Regions from separate parts of the Homo sapiens genome. Here region 2 is linked to region 1. A link is a loop called in an ENCODE intact Hi-C map of the cell type or tissue named here. Cell type or tissue: IMR-90. All regions are shown on one strand.

The links. Hi-C counts contacts between places; a loop is a spot of excess contacts. Peaks named below come from ENCODE experiments on the same cell type or tissue, not always from the same donor. Only the 100,000 strongest peaks of a DNase experiment are listed, where the experiment ranks them.
Region 2: a loop joins it to region 1, with 6 times the contacts of the local background. A loop is called at or near these places in 4 of 110 quality-filtered maps.

The regions. Positions count from the first base shown.
Region 1 is chr11:38,787,740-38,795,739 of GRCh38, forward strand. No RefSeq gene overlaps it. Among named protein-coding and RNA genes, the nearest start is that of LINC01493, 140 kb to the left of the region's middle. In IMR-90, a CTCF peak has its summit at 3,809 (motif pointing left); no DNase peak of the experiment used is centred here.
Region 2 is chr11:40,291,120-40,299,119 of GRCh38, forward strand. The region is part of intron 4 of LRRC4C (leucine rich repeat containing 4C); the gene reads right to left. Among named protein-coding and RNA genes, the nearest start is that of LRRC4C, 1.2 Mb to the right of the region's middle. In IMR-90, a CTCF peak has its summit at 3,149 (motif pointing left); a DNase peak (open chromatin) is centred at 3,102; H3K4me3 peaks cover 866 bases; H3K27ac peaks cover 232 bases; H3K27me3 peaks cover 666 bases.

The sequences.
Region 1 (8,000 bases):
AAGACTGAATACAAACCCTTGTATCAAAGATTCTAATCTGATTCCTGAGAAACATATTTCCTTAGGTCTTAAAAGTGCAGGTTTACCTCTTGTGGTCACCCTTTCTCACATGGCCATCAGAGCAGCTGGCTGTAAGGGTGCCTTTCATAAATGTTCTTCTCAGACATGACTAATTGCCGATGCCACTGACTCTTCAAATTCAAGAGACAAATACTAATTTTTTCAAGGACAGATTCTTTTAAAAGTCTGTCAACTAAACCTGATGCGTAAAGAAAGCCTCTCTCCCTAATTGAGATTAAAATTCCACATAAATCTAACAACTTTATTCAAACAAATTGTGATTCCTGACTTCTCTAATTCAGCTCTTCTATAATCATAAGAGTATTGTTACACTAAGCTAGGATTTTCAACATCAGCACTAAGGATATTTTGGATTGAATAATTATTTGTTATGTAGGGTGGTCCTGAACATTACAGAATGCTTAACATATTGCTGGTTTTTATACTCTAGATGTGAGTAGCATCTTTTCCACACCACCCAAGCCATAAATATCTCCAGATATTGCCAACACTCCTTAGGGGGCAAAAATGCTTTTGGTTGAGAACCACCGGGCTAAGGGACTACTTGAGAGTCACCTACTTTACATGGCACACATCCAAGGCCATGCCTTGGATTTGATTTAGAATGTGGCATAAGTGCAACTGAACATTTCATCCCCTGCTCTTTTGTTTCCATAAAGACAAACTGTGAGAGTCCCATCTTAATATCCTCCTACTGCTGATAAACACATTTCCTTTATCCACTTATATTTCTAGTGATGTTTTAGCAGCCCAGCAATATTTTTGTGCTCTCCAAAGATTGTTACTGTAGGCAACTGCCCTATTGGCTTGCACCTAATGCTACTCAGCCAGCAACCACTGGCCACAGACATATGCCTTCAGAAGCTGGAGCAGTCATGGACTAAAGCCCAAGGATTGTTCAGTTTGGAAAAAAAAAAAAAACAGTATTTCTTTGAAGTTATGATTTCTAAAAAGCTCTGCAATCTGGGCCATCCCCAGGGAGAATAAATGCTTTGTTCCTTATGTAGCACCCTCAAACTGTAGGCCTATTCTTATAAATACACTTACATCTAGCCCAGTCATACATTAAGCAATAACTATGGCATGAGAAAAACAAATTTGAGAATATCAGGAAATAAATATTCCATGCCTGGGCTGTACTGTAAAGTTTTTTATTTAGACTTGTTCCTACCAGATTCAGAACGAATAAGTTGGGTGGGTGTGAGGGATGGCTAGAGGAGGTTATTGTATTATACTGCAATAGTACTAACATAGATATAGATATAGATATAGATATAAATATAGATATATAGAGATAGATATCTTACTACCTAAGTATGTTCACATATCTAAGATCCATATGCATTTTATTCTAAAGTATCAAACAATATGATGTATATGACACTGACATTGATTGTGGGGATTTATCAGAGTTTGTGTGCAAAGAATTTGAGCTTTCAAACCCCAAGGCTGAGAAAAGATAATAGTTTCTTAAAAGCTTATCTAGGTAAAACTCATGTTGTATTTTAATATATTCAAAGAATTCAAGTCTTATTAGACTTTTAAGAATAAAACTCTTTTTTAAATCTTTTAATAGCTTTTGTTTTAATGGAATCTGATCAGCATTTGTTGATCCGAATCCTCATCCATTATTTTAGATCATAATCTTGCTAATCTTTTAGACTATTTTCAAACAATAGCAAAATAATAACTCTTATACAAACACAAGATAAACATATGTCAAAGATGCTATGTCAATAACGAATGAGGAAGCCAGGCATGGTGGCTCATGCCTGTAGTCTCAACTATCAGGAGGCTAAGGCTGAGCCCAGAAGGCAGAGGCTACAATGAGCCGTGACTGTACCACCACCCACCAGCCTGGGCTACAGAGTGAGATCCTGTCTCAAAAAAAATGAAATAAAATAAAAGTAAAAAAATAAAAAAGAAGCTCCTTCCAAATAATAATAAAATAAGGGTGGAAACCATTACAACCATTTCAAAAGAGAATTTCAAGAAGCACACGTACCTATGAAATAAGAAATTCTGGATTAAGAAAATATGGCACATATACACCATGGAATACTATGCAGTCATAAAAAATGATGAGTTCATGTCCTTTGTAGGGACATGGATGAAGTTGGAAACCATCATTCTCAGCAAACTATCACAAGGACAAAAAACCAAACACCGCATGTTCTCACTCACAGGTGGGAATTGAACAATGAGAACACATGGACACAGGAAGGGGAACATCACACACCGGGGCCTGTTTTGGGGTGGCGGCGGGGAGGGATAGCATTAGGAGATATACCTAATGTTAAATGATGAGTTACTGGGTTCAGCACACCAACATGGCACATGTATGCATATTGTAACTAACCTGCACGTTGTGCACATGTACCCTAAAACTTAAAGTATAATAATAAAAAAAGAAATTCTGAAAATGAATTTACAAAGTTTTTTAAAGGCCCATCTACAGGACAATAATCAATTTCATTCCTTAGGTACAATTAATTGGGATTTATAGAAAAAAATCATTTGCATTTTTTTACAGTTTACTTGGTTTCAAAATAGCTCAAAGACAATCAAAGATGTAAATAACCTGAATGAGTAATCTAGACAACACACCCATTATTTTTTTCCTCATTTTAAAGGCTCCCCAAATTTTTCTTGATGTTTTCTAAGGCCAAGACTGTATTTGGAGTTTCACATTAATTATTTATTAAAGTTTCTAAATTTTTATGTTGATATTTCTAAATATAAGAAACAAGGGGCCAGGCGTGGTGGCTCATGCCTGTAATCCCAGCACTTTGGGAGGCTGAGGCGGGTGGATCACCTGAGGTCAGGAGTTCAAGACCAGGCTGACCATGGTGAAACCCTGTCTCTACTAAAAATACAAAAAAATTAGCCAGGTGTGCTGGCTGGCTCCTGTAGTCCCAGCTACTGGGGAGGCTGAGGCAGGAGAATTGCTTGAACCCGGGAGCAGGAGGTTAAAAAAAAAAAAAGAAAGAACAGAAAAGAAAAGAAGAAAGAAGGTTCATTTAATCTCATTGGCCCTTATGGAAAAATAATATCAATTACTCTATATAAATTTTAATATATTCTTGTGCATTATTTTACTAAGGAATTCCCTACCAGAACATTATAGTAAGCTATTTATTAATTGTAAGTGTAATTGTAACATAAAATTTGAATAAAAGTGAAATATTAACAATGTTTAAAATGTTCTAACAGATTAACAAATACAACAATAAGTTCTTTACACTAGTGATAATATAGCAAAATTTAATATTTTTACATTTGAGGGGATAACAATTTTTAAGAAAAATTTGAATTTTAAAAATATTAATAGATGTCATAATCAGCTTATATAAATATTTTTTAAACTGATAGAAATAAATATAAGCAACTATGTAATATTTTAAAAACTGAGGCTGCATATGTATGAGGGTTTATGTGTCTCCTGAAGAGAACAGGAATCTGAGCTTCAGTAACTGCTTCCAGTGTTTCATTCTTTCCTGCAAAACTCTGAATATTAACAGAAATGCAAAAAAGTGGCTTTATGTCTCACTATGAAGAATACAGTGATGTCAAGATGTCAGATCCTCAGATCAGATTTTATATGTATACATTAAACAGCGAAACAAGTTCAGATTGACATTAGCCTGAAGTAAAATTTATCTCATGGCATCCCTTGTCCAGATCAGCCCTGGACCAGTTGTACATCAATATGTGCAATGAGGGCACCCCCTAGTGGTTAGATACTAAAGCAGCTTTTCAACTGACACTTCATGTATATAAAGACAAAAACAGTAATTTAAGAGAAAAACTATCAAAATAGATGCACTATGCAGAGTGATACATTTTAAAATAAGAATAGAAGTAAAAAGAAGAAAAGTCTTCTCAGCGTCCCCACTGTCCTCATTCCCCAAGCTGTTCCCACTAGCTGGGTGCCCAGAGGTGGTCCCCATCTAGAGATTTTTTTATTTGTCTTTCTTTTTGTTTTGTGTTTTTGGTTTTCCCCAGTGGTCACAGTTATCCTACACTCATACGTTATCTTTGATGTCCTCAACTTTATGCAGCATTCAATTCCTGATGTGAAATCTTTGGTTTAAAAGAAACAAAAATCTTTGCGTATGGAGTGTTTTTTTCTTGCTAGAGCTATTGTTATTTAAAAAAATATGTTTCCTGCTCTAAGTTTGCTGTAGATTCTTACAAAGTTCTTTTCTGTTTCTTGAAAGAGAGGATCAGATTCATTAAGAATCATATTCCAGTACTCACTTTTTAAGATACATTATGTACAGGGAAAGGGACAGACAACACCATCTAGGGTTCTACTGCTGTTCTTAAATGTTAAAATAAGAAAGACCACCCTCTGTATCTATTGTCTATTGTCTCCAAATGGGTGGTATCTTGACATTTTCCCTGTAAAGGCTCATAACTGCTTTGAGCGTCTTCTGTGATAATGTGCCATTCAATGTGTGTGTACGTCTGCGCATCAATATATTACCATTTGCTTCCTACCATTCAAAATTACCTGGAACTTATATTTATTTCCAGTGTTCTTCGTTTTATTTTCCTAATTTTAACTGGAAGTTTGAACCAAAAGCTAGGGCAATACAAACACAGCACACTTTTTAAAATGAATTACTTTTTCTGTCAAATTTGACATTGAGGAATTAATAGTCTTATTTAAATCAAAAGTTTAGATGTCACAGTTAAAATGATCTAGTCTATGTTTTTATATCTTGATTAGTAAATTAAACATCAATTATCTTTATTCTGAAAATAATTTTTAAATGATTATACGAACATGTGATTCAAAGGGCTTTCATGTAGGAGAAATAAGATTATCCCTAAAGAGCCTAGCTGAGTAGCAAAGACATAATGAATGTTTATCACATACGATTTTTCTTCATACACTTTTAGTTGTGTTTTCTTTAATCAGCTCTTCATACCATTTCAATTTTGTAATATGAGTCATTTGACAGAAGAAAAGTACGTGACATATGGGAAGTTGGATTGGAAAGAAAAATAGGTCTTAAAAAATTGTGGTGAAAATATCCTGCTTTTGCACATTTTTCAAAGACTCTTGGCCATGAGAACATGTTGATAGGGAATCTCTTAGGGTCAAGATGAGTGAGGGTGATCTGAAGCATTATGTTCAGTTCTTTAATTATAAATACATGCCTACTGATCTGGTTCATAAGATAGGAGAAAATTTGGTAAACGTATATTGTTCCATGCATGCTACTGATTATACAAGTTATAAAATTAGCATTAGTTGCTGTGTCCTTAAAAATACTTGGATAAAGGTAGCAATAAAAGATAAGATTAATAACATGAATAATAAATATTTTATTATTCAATGTGTAAAAATTGATAGATAATAGTTGCATTCATTATTGCTGACCTCCTTCACCTTATATATGTTTGAGATAAAAGATCACTTAGTAAAAATCATTTCAACAAAATCTCACAATAGTTATCCTATGTGGTCATTTACAAACTTCCAAATGGAAGACTCAGGCAAAACATAAAGCAAAAATTATCTCAAGTAATCTTACAAGAAGGCTATTGAATTTTGATGTTTTGCTTAAAAATCATGTTCAAGAACCTTGTCCTTAAGCACTTCATCAAATCAAGAAAATGGAGACAATTTCATCACTAATTTTTAGCAGTTTTCAGTCAATACTTGAGGTATATAGTAATGAGCTATAATCTTTGTGTTTGACTCTTGAAGCTTCAGGTTCTTTGATGTTTCCAAGTCTTCCAACACAGCTAGTGTGTTTGTCTAGTTCTCTTGGAAGTTGTCCTTTATTTTAAAAATCATTTTAGTAAGTCAGTTAATATTATTCTGTTCCTACATAATTGAAACAGTCAGGTTTTTCTCCTTACCCCACCCTGGTGTTCTAAAAATAGGGCAATTGCATATGCTAGCTTATTTCTTTTTTTAAAACCAATCAACTTCAGTATGTAATAAAAATATTTCTATTTGAATTACAATAGTTAAAAAAAACAAAGCAAATGGTTCAGTATTTAATATTATTTTCCTCCAATGTAATTGTGCTATTTTATTGTAAGGTTCAGGTTTTCTATTAGACATTATGATAAGTGCAATTTTGAAAACCAAAGCTTGGTGGTAAATAACAAATTTCATGCTAGAAACAGGTAATTTTTTCTGTATTTTTATTTTAATAAAAATGTCAACCACCAATCCAGCATTTCTGGAGTATAATTAGTGTTCAATACCATACACCTCCCCCTAGACCCCAATTATGATTGTTTGCTCCAAAGAATTTGCCAGTTTTCATGGTAATCTCCTGCAATTGTAAAATAATGTCAATTTTTCAATAACATATCTAACCATATAATCATAATAAAAAAGGAACTAAAGGAAATGATTTTATGACCAATTCATTACAAATCCAGCAATAAAATCTAAACTATAAAATGTGATGATTTTATATATTAAAAACCTTGAAATCTGAAATCCTTACTGAAGTTATCAATGTGTATTTGATGATATCCATAATCATTCTTGATTCTTTTTAAAGTGAGTATTTAACAGCATCAGGAATGAAAGATTTCACGAAAGTTTCTCAAGTGATAAGTTTTTCTGTTTTTTTTTTGTTGTTGTTTGTTTGTTTGTTTTTGTTTTTGAGAAAGAGTTTTGCTCTTGTTACCCAGGCTAGAGTGCAAGCTCACCGCAACCTCTGCCTCCCGGGGTCAAGCAGTTCTCCTGCCTCAGCCTCCCGAGCAGCTGGGATTACAGGCATGGACCACCATGCCTGGCTAATTTTATATTTTTACAAATACTGAAAAAATTTTGTATTTTTACAACATACTGAAGTTGATTGGTTTTAAAAAAAAGAAATAAGCTAGCATATGCAATTGCCCTATTTTTAGAACACCAAGGTGGGGTAAGGAGAAAAACCTGACTGTTTCAATTATGTAGGTACAGAATAATATTAACTGACTTATTAAAATTATTTTTAAAATAAAGGACAATTTCCAAGAGAACTAGGCAAACACACTAGCTGTGTTGGAAGACTTGGAAACATCAAAGAACCTGGAGACACGGGGTTTCTCCATGTTGTTCAGGCTGGTCTCGAACTCCCTACCTCAGGTGATCTGCCCTCCTCAGCCTCCCAAAGTGCTGGGATTACAGGCATGAGCCACCATGCCCAGCCTGGTGATAAGTTTTAAAGGTTTTGTTTGTATTGGTCTTAACAATGAAAAAAATAATGTATTTTTTCCAGTTTTTTCTCTAAATCTTGATAATGTGTTCCGATTTATTTTCATATACTTTAGGAATTCACTCCATGATTTTAAAAGTCTATGAATCTTTTTTTCTCCACATTTAAATAAACATTACATAATTTGACTTAACTTTGATCAGGTCCAAAGGTTCATGTGGTATCATCATCATGTAGTAGTTGCAAAAGGCTATATAAGTAAACTTAGACATGCTATTTGAAATATGTGTAAATGTATCATTACTCAATTCTTAGGTGAACATTTGATTTATTCTCTATAGTTTCATATAAGGTGATGAATTAACTTTCCCTGAAATACACGGTTTATGGTTTTATATTTTATGCTGCTGGACTCCCAGTAGAGTGTAATGTTTGAACACACATTTCCATGAACTTGTTTTCTAAGGTAAACACTTAAAATTCCAAGACAAAGAAAATGCCTAGTTAAAATTTGGGATTACATTTGAAGGTATAAAAATAGGTTTTTGGAAATGGTAATCAACACGTCCCTTCTCTTCTTAGAGACTCTTTCTCTCACAATAACCCATGTTTGTCTCTACATCCTTTGTAGTTCAGCCTTCATAGTTTTCCTGGCCTGGATATCTGCCTCAGCACTTCATTATATCTGAATGAGCAACATAAATCCAGTCCCCAAAGCACTGTTGAGTAAGTAGCTCCTTG
Region 2 (8,000 bases), 1.5 Mb after region 1:
ATGAGTCTATGATTCTGATAGAAGGCCCCAGAGAGGAATAGCGAAGGGGGAAGGGGAAAAGTTCTGTAAAAAAGGCCAGCTCCATGACTTTGGCAGCTATAGGGGAGGAGGGAAGGTGATCCTACAGGCGCTCAGACTTTCTAAGCATTTTCCACCTTCTGCTTTATTTTTTATATTGGCCTCTTTTTCCAAGACAAAGCTGGCACATGAGAAGTATTAGTGCTCAACACAACCTCTTCTTCAGCTGCTTTTTCTAAGTTACCACAGGACACTAGATTTCTTTCTTTTTCTGAGGAGCTGTGAACTGGTGATGTTGGAAAGGTTTCTGGCAAAACCCAAGCCACTGCTCTACAGTCTATACACAGCCTCTCTGTAATCCAAAGAAGTCCTCAGTTAGAAGGGGGTGGAGTTGGAGAGAAGTAGGTCCTCCTTGTTTCATTTTTAGCACTGGTGTGAACCCGGGTAATCTGAAGACCACATCTGGGCATATGTATGCAAGAGTGATTGTGGAAAGTACAGCCACTTCTCTCCACCAGCTTCCTTGCCCAAAAACCCACCCTTTCTCCCTCCACCCACGCACCAGCCAGAAGCCACCCTTCATCGCCTTGGTTTATTGTCATATTTTTGTGTTAATACATTCTGTTGATCTGCAATGTCAGGTTGGATAATGAAATTTAAATTGAGTCCCTTCGATTTCCAATAGCGAAACATTTGTGCATCTAACTCCGGGGCTGACAAACAACTTAAATGCATTCTGGAGTGTCAGTCACACAGCACTGGCACCCGACACTGCAGCGGCTTTCTTGGGGAGCTTTTTTTTTTTTTCCTGGTGAACATTTGCAAAGGCGTCTGCCCAGGATGCAGTCAACCTGCATCCTTATAGCAAACTGGCTTATCAGAGAGCAGAGACTGATGAAGCAAATGCGTGGGCCACCCATTCCCTTATTTTCTGGCCCCCAATAGCCAGTTCTTTAAAAAAAAACACCAAAGGGGGAGAGAGGATAAAGAGACCAAGAACACCAAATTAACTGACATTTTCTTCACCAATAAATAAGAAAATAAGGGTCACTCACTGTATTTCAGACTGATCACAGCAACATCCAGATGGAAATCCAGGTGGTTAAGAACAAGAGAAAACGCATGATCTTGATACCAAAAGGAATAAAAATTAAAAAAAAAGGAGGTTGATGAAGAAAAATCCAACTGCAATTATCCGTCAATTTTAGTCAACATAGGCACAAATCCAACTGTGCTCTGCTGGTTTCTCTCCCCCAATCAATGCCTCAATCTGCCGCGGTCAACTTTTCTTCTCTGAAATTTCTTTGCAGATGTATTATTAATTTCCTCTCCTCTTGTGGGAAATTCAAAAAGAAAAGAAAACACCACCACACCAGTTCTTTACTTTACTAAAAAAGCCCCAAACTTTTCATTCCAAAAATATCTCCTTGGCTCACTTTCTCCTTTATAGAGAAAAATGAACATACTTTTTTCTTTGTGAATCCTCGGTTCTTCATTTCCAATCATCCTTTTTTTTGGGGGGGGGGAGGGGAACAGCTGCTTTAAGATTATTTATTTATGTCAGAACACACCAACCCCCGCGGGTCTAACTCTGGTTTATTTCATTCTTGAATGCTCCCTGTGTGCACATATACACATTTGTGTTAAGATCCAGGGCTCACAAGAAAAAGCTTCGTTCTTCCTTCTCTCTTGCACAATCAGTTTATCCATTGCGTTCGGTTCCAGGAGAAAGCTGCGTCCTGCATCCTTCATTTTTGCAAGGCACCCAACAGCCACCACCACCAAAAAAAAAAGTCTCCTTTTACATGGTCAATTCCTCTCCCCAGCCTCCCCTTCGAAGAATTTGGGGAGCAACTTCCCCCCCACTCTCCATCCTTCCGGCCGGCCCCTTCGCCAAAGATCTGATTAGATTTCTCATCACAACCCAGTGCGCAATTGAATTTTTGATTTCAGCCACCCGGCCAGCCACCTTCCCCTCTCCCCTCCAAACTCCGGTTATATCCTGTCTCCTTCCCTCCACCGCCTCTGCAATTTCATAATCTCACGTTAAATGGAGTGCGGGGGGCGGGGGCGGGGGCGGGGGCGGAGGTAGTGGAGGAAAATTTCAAGGCTCCGTCAGCTGTCAAGAAGAAACCCATTCCTCCCCCCGCTACTTTTTTTTTTTCTTTTTAAGGCTCGGGGTGCCTTTCCTTCCTCTGTCCCCGCCCCCACCCCCAGCACCCGGTCCAGATCCTCCAGGTGTTGCAGAACTCCGCGGTCGGGGCCGGGATCACGGGGGAGACGCAGGATGCGGTCCCTCGCCGGTGGCCCCTGCCAGCCCCCGGGTCCCCTTCTCCTCCATCAGCCGGTAGTGGCTCCGGGAGCGCCGAGGTGATGGAAGTTGAGACTGGGGCTTTTATTTCAAATGGGGAGGGCGAAGTGAGGGGACAGACAGGGTGGTAGGCAAATTAAAAAAAACACACACGAAAAAAGAAAGAAAAAAAGAAAAAGAAGAAAAAAAGAAAAAGGAAGAAAACGGGTAAAAAAAAAATTCCCTAATCGCTGGCTCTTCTCATCCTTCTCAAATGCAACTGCAGCTTTGATCTCATTTCCAGCTGCGTTGGGTACATTTTGGAGCCACAAGTTGGTTCCCGTTGGCGCAGACCTTCCCGATGTCTGCTAGTCCTCTGCGAGGAGACGCGTTCTCGGGAGCGCAGCTGCTCCGCGCCGCCCTTAGCGCCATCGCCCTGGCTCACGGCTCCCTGCGCGGCAGAAACCCCAGTCCCCTTCCATCCACTTCGGTTTGAACTCTCTTCCTCCCCCTCCCTCTGCTCTCTCCCCTCTTTTTCTCCCAAATAAATGCTCTCCCAGCACCGGCGGCAGCTCTTGCCAGCCCAGGCTTTCTCTCGACCAATGCCACGTCCTGACGCTTAGGGTCCTAGCTTCCAAAAGCTCCTTTCGGACTGCAGTCGCCTTCCCTCCTCTGCCCCTCTTTCTTTCCCCTTTTCCTTTCCCTTTCTCTGCTTGTGATCAGTAAAATACAATTACCCAATTACCTCCCATCATCTTAGCACTGATTGGTCAATTGCATTAACACTTGAAGTCAGGGAAGAGGGGATTGGAGCTTCAGAGATGTGGCTCTGCTGCCACCTGGAGGGCAGAGCCAGAACAGCTGAGTCTAAAAGCAACCCCCACGCTGGGAGGTTCAGGCTGTGTGGGAGAAGTCAGTTTTTTCAAAAAGCTTGCCTGTTTTCATCCAGAAATCCAGGAGTTTTGAGCTACAAAGAGGAAGACATTAAAATCAAATCACCACTAAGATTCAAAATTATCACCAAACACACAAAGCTGTTGCTTTCAGGTTGCAGGTTAAGAGCCTCTCCCAGTCAAGCACACTGGTCCCAAGCTGAGGATTAACACAGTACTATTGCTTAGCCGGGCGCGGTGTCTCACGCCTGTAATCCCAGCCCTTTGGGAGGCCAAGGTGGGCGGATCATGAGGTCAGGAGATCGAGACCAACCTGCCCAACATTGTGAAACCCCGTCCCTACTAAAAATACAAAAATTAGCCGGGAGCGATGGCGCGCGTCTGTAATCCCAGCTACTCGGGAGACTGAGGCAGGATAATTGCTTGAACCCGGGAGACGGAGGTTGCAGTGAGCCGAGATTGGGCCATTGCACTCCAGCCTGGGAGACAAGAGCAAGACTCCGTCTCAAATAAATAATAAAAATAAATAAATAAAAAAAAAGAATAGGCTCATCAGAAAGAATCCAGAGTAGCTTAAAAGCTACTCGGGAGGGAGGCTGCGGTCGAGCAGGATAATCTTACCAGGAGGAAGCAACTGTAAAGGCGAGATAGTAGCCTTCAGCCTATGCAGTGTTGCAGTAAATTGGCCTGTTCAGTTTGTACAAGACATCCAGGACAGCTTGACAACTCAATTCCAACATCCCCTGCTCCAGGATGTGGACTTTTCCATTAACTCGTGTTAGAGAAATAGTTGGCACATTTCAAATTCACTGGGTCTCCTTAGAGGGACTGGGCCAACAAAATAATGCTATTAATATTATGTTTACATTGGTTTCTTTCTCCAATGTATAATTTTCATAAGGCCCTTTCAGTTAATCTATGGGCATTCACTTTATGTCATTTATGTATGTAACCTTGAGATAGGAATCAATAAAATTAGGAATGATAATTTAAACAGTACTATATATATATATATGGAATAGATTAAATAAATGTTCCTCTGTTTTGTATGCCCTAAGTGATGATCTTTGCACTGATTTTCTTTATTTTTGAGAGAACAGAATATGTACTTGGTTTAAAAACAGTTTTAAAGAAAGTGAGTAAATCATAACGGAAGGTAGCATCAAACAGAAAGGAGAAAAGATTTATTAAGAGAACATCAGAGACATATCTAAGTTTATACAAAATGCTATTTTTTTCCTCTTCTGTTCCCATTATACTCCACGGTATTTCCTTGTTTGAGTTAAAAAAATTTCATCTGTAATGTTCTTTGCATACTGAGAGCATGCTGTAACGTGCATCTCAGATGTCAGTACATGCAAGAGGAAAGACTTTTCCTTACACATGGATTGTGATTTATTGTAATTTCCCCATCTTTTTGGAGAGCTTTGATGTTATGAATTACATGAAAATGTGAATTTCTCGAGGGTTAATGGCATTGCTTCTATTTTTAAGTGAATGCTGTATTGATTGATTCAAAACACTAGTGGGCAGTTGACTTTAATTTGTGTTTTGAAGCTCTTACCCTTATATGCTAATTATAGTTTATCCACTAATAAACGATTAAAAAGTACATTCACTAGCTGCACTAGATAGCTTCAAAGGAGTCTATCCTCTGATTCTGAAGTAAGCTAGAAGCCATTTGAAATGAAAATTTTCTTTTTAGGGATTTTGACAGCAAAGGAAGGCCAATGATTTGTTTTTTTCAGAGCTGATTATTAGCTCTCTACCAGACATCTTTAATACTATCAGAATGAATTAATCTATTAGGCAAAGCAGCAGGGACAGGTAAGTGCTATTTGGCCAAAATGGAAAAAGGAACAGCTTCTCTTTCCTGTTAACCTTCCCCTTCAGCAGCTACAGTATCTTTACCCACATCATTGACTCATTCACACTATATGACCTTGAATTCGTCACATGGCTTTCATTTTTAGATTTAGATTGAACCAGTCATTATTGAGCATCCATATGGCATGGTTTTTTGTTACACTTTTCTCATATATATCACCTTATTTAGTACTCAAAACAACACCCTGAGAGATTTTGAAGATGGAAAAAATGAAGCTTAAAATCACAAACTTGGTAAATGACACAGCCAAAATTTGAACCCAGATCTACTCAATGCCAGTTCTTCCAGTTTTGCGATAACATTAAGGTTTTGGTAACATGGGGAACAGCTGTATATCAATTATCAGCATGCAGGCTGTCATTTTCTGCCCTGAATGCCAGGCATGAATTTGTAACCCTTTCAGAGGATGGCAATACCACATTTGTCACTGAATGACCTCACCCAAAAAGAATTGGAATAAGTAGTAAACAAGCTAACTGTCATGAAAGTACACATGCAAACCAAATTGTTGCTGAAAAAAAACATAATTATAGATATTTATGCAGTAGAGGTTGCCAGGTACTATTAACAATGACAGAGTATGTGTTCAAGTAAAAATTTCTATAAAAGCTCTTTCAGAAGAAATAATATTACACCACCACCCTTCCCATTAGCCCATCTAGTTACCAAAAGCATGGAGAGGACAAAATGCTTATTGAAATGACATGACTTGGGAGAAGAGGAGGCACAGTGCTAGCATGCTAGATTTGTTCTACGGACATGCAGATTTCTACTTTTGTTCTTCTCTGATTTGTAGATGTGAGACATTAAACAAAACTGTTATCTTATTTCACTGTATGTTCGTGACTATAGCTGGTGTAATCATTAGCAAACAGCAGGGGACAGCATCTTGTAATCAGAAATACAAAATAGCAAATAGAACAAATTCAGTAACTTTGCTTAAAAATAAAAAAGTGAATGTGTCTATTGTGTTTATTAATTGGATTTAACAAGCTGTAGGCAACTCTATTGAAGCACAATACATACTTAAAGTTTGTGTCTTTATGCTGTGTTATAAATCCTGGAAATAAATATTCTCTTTTCACTTCCAATAGTATTACATAGGGACCAGAATATCCTCCGGGATAATCGTATCAAGCTTGCCTGTATAGTCACACGTAATGACATGTGAATTAATTTCATTAAAACAACTTATTTTTTCAAAACTACTTTGAATTTAAAATTCAATACTCAGCAGGAGTTTACTAAACATGTTACATTAGATAATATTCTATAGATATTGTATTTTGGAACTAGATGATATCCTAATAATCCTCTATTCTTTATTTCTTGAAATATAGATAAAAGGTCCTAAAGTCCTAAATACTGATGTGCAAATTTCTGCTTTTTTTTCAAGGTCCCCCGCCGACCCATGATGGCTACTCCTCCACTCAGCCCTCATCCCATATAGTCTTATTTTTTGTTCTCTCATACTTTTTAACATTTGTTTTAATAACTAGCATTTAATGAAAGCTTGCGAGTGCCAAGCCTGTCTCTATGTATGTTACAGATTTCAACTCATGTAATCCTTCCAACAATCTTATGAAGTAGGTGCCATTGATGAAATTGGACTTGAGGTTAAATAAGGGAACCTAGCTAGGAAGTGATAGAGGCAAGATTGTAACTCAGGTTATTTCATCTCAGAGGTTGTGGTTATAATACATATTTCCTACTATTACTTATTGTGATGGATAGAAATGATTTGCTCATGTCTATGTCCCCCCCAACCTCCAAACCATAATTGATTTCACAAGAGCATTGTCTGTATTTCTAATGCTTTGTACACCGTTGAGTGAATAAACGTCTAAGATAATGCTCTTAGGAAATGGAAAGACCTACATTTTTTGGTCTCTTACCGACTATTCTTTTCACTGTGGTGCACAAAATTGTAAAAAGATGAGATACTTGTCATAATTATTAAAATAGAAAAGCTAAGAGAAGATGCCACCAAATAAGATGATTTCAGCAATGAAGTATAACTTTTGAATCAGTTAGCAATGAGTGCATAATAAACCATTTGAAATCTTAATAGCTGAAAACAACAATCATTTATTATTTCTCATGACTCTAAAGGCTGGTCAGAAATTGGTTAAGTGGCTCTTTTTGATCTTTTTGATCTAGTGGCTGAGTTAACTGCTTGCTGATCTAGAATGGTCTCAGCTATAGTCACTGGTGCAACTGGGCTCCACCCCACATGCATCTCTCTCTCTCTTCTTCAGCTTGGACCAAGCATATTTCTTGGCAATGGCAGAAATCCAATAGAGCAAGCAGAAGATCATGAGTACCTTTTCAGGCTTCTGTGTGAATAGTATCAGCTAACTTCCCACTGGCCAAAGAAAATCACTTAGTTGAGCCCATTGTCAGGGAATAGGGCAGGTCATTCCACCTTCAAGGGGAAGTGTATTAGTCTGTTTTCACATTGCTATAAAGATATACCCAAGACAGGCTAATTTATAAAGAAAATAGGTTTAATTGACTCACAGTTCCACATGGCTGGGGAGGCCTCAGGAAACTTACAATTATGGCAGAAGGGGAAGAAGCATGTCTTACATGGTGGCAGGTGGCAGAAAGCTAGCAAGAGCAGGGAAAACTGTCTTACAAAATCAGCAGATCTCCTGAGAACTCATTCACTATTTTGAAAAGAGCATGGGGGGAAATGCTCCCATGATGCAATCACCTCCCATGAGGTCCCTCCCCCAACACATGGCAATTACAATTTGGATTACAATTCAAGATGAGATTTGGGTGGGGATGCAGAGCCAGACCATATCAGGAGGTTACTGCAAAGTTGTATAAAACGAAAGCAAGTGGAGAATCAGAGTGATCATTGCAATCAACTACAACTTCTCTCCCTTATGAATAACAAAGGTCC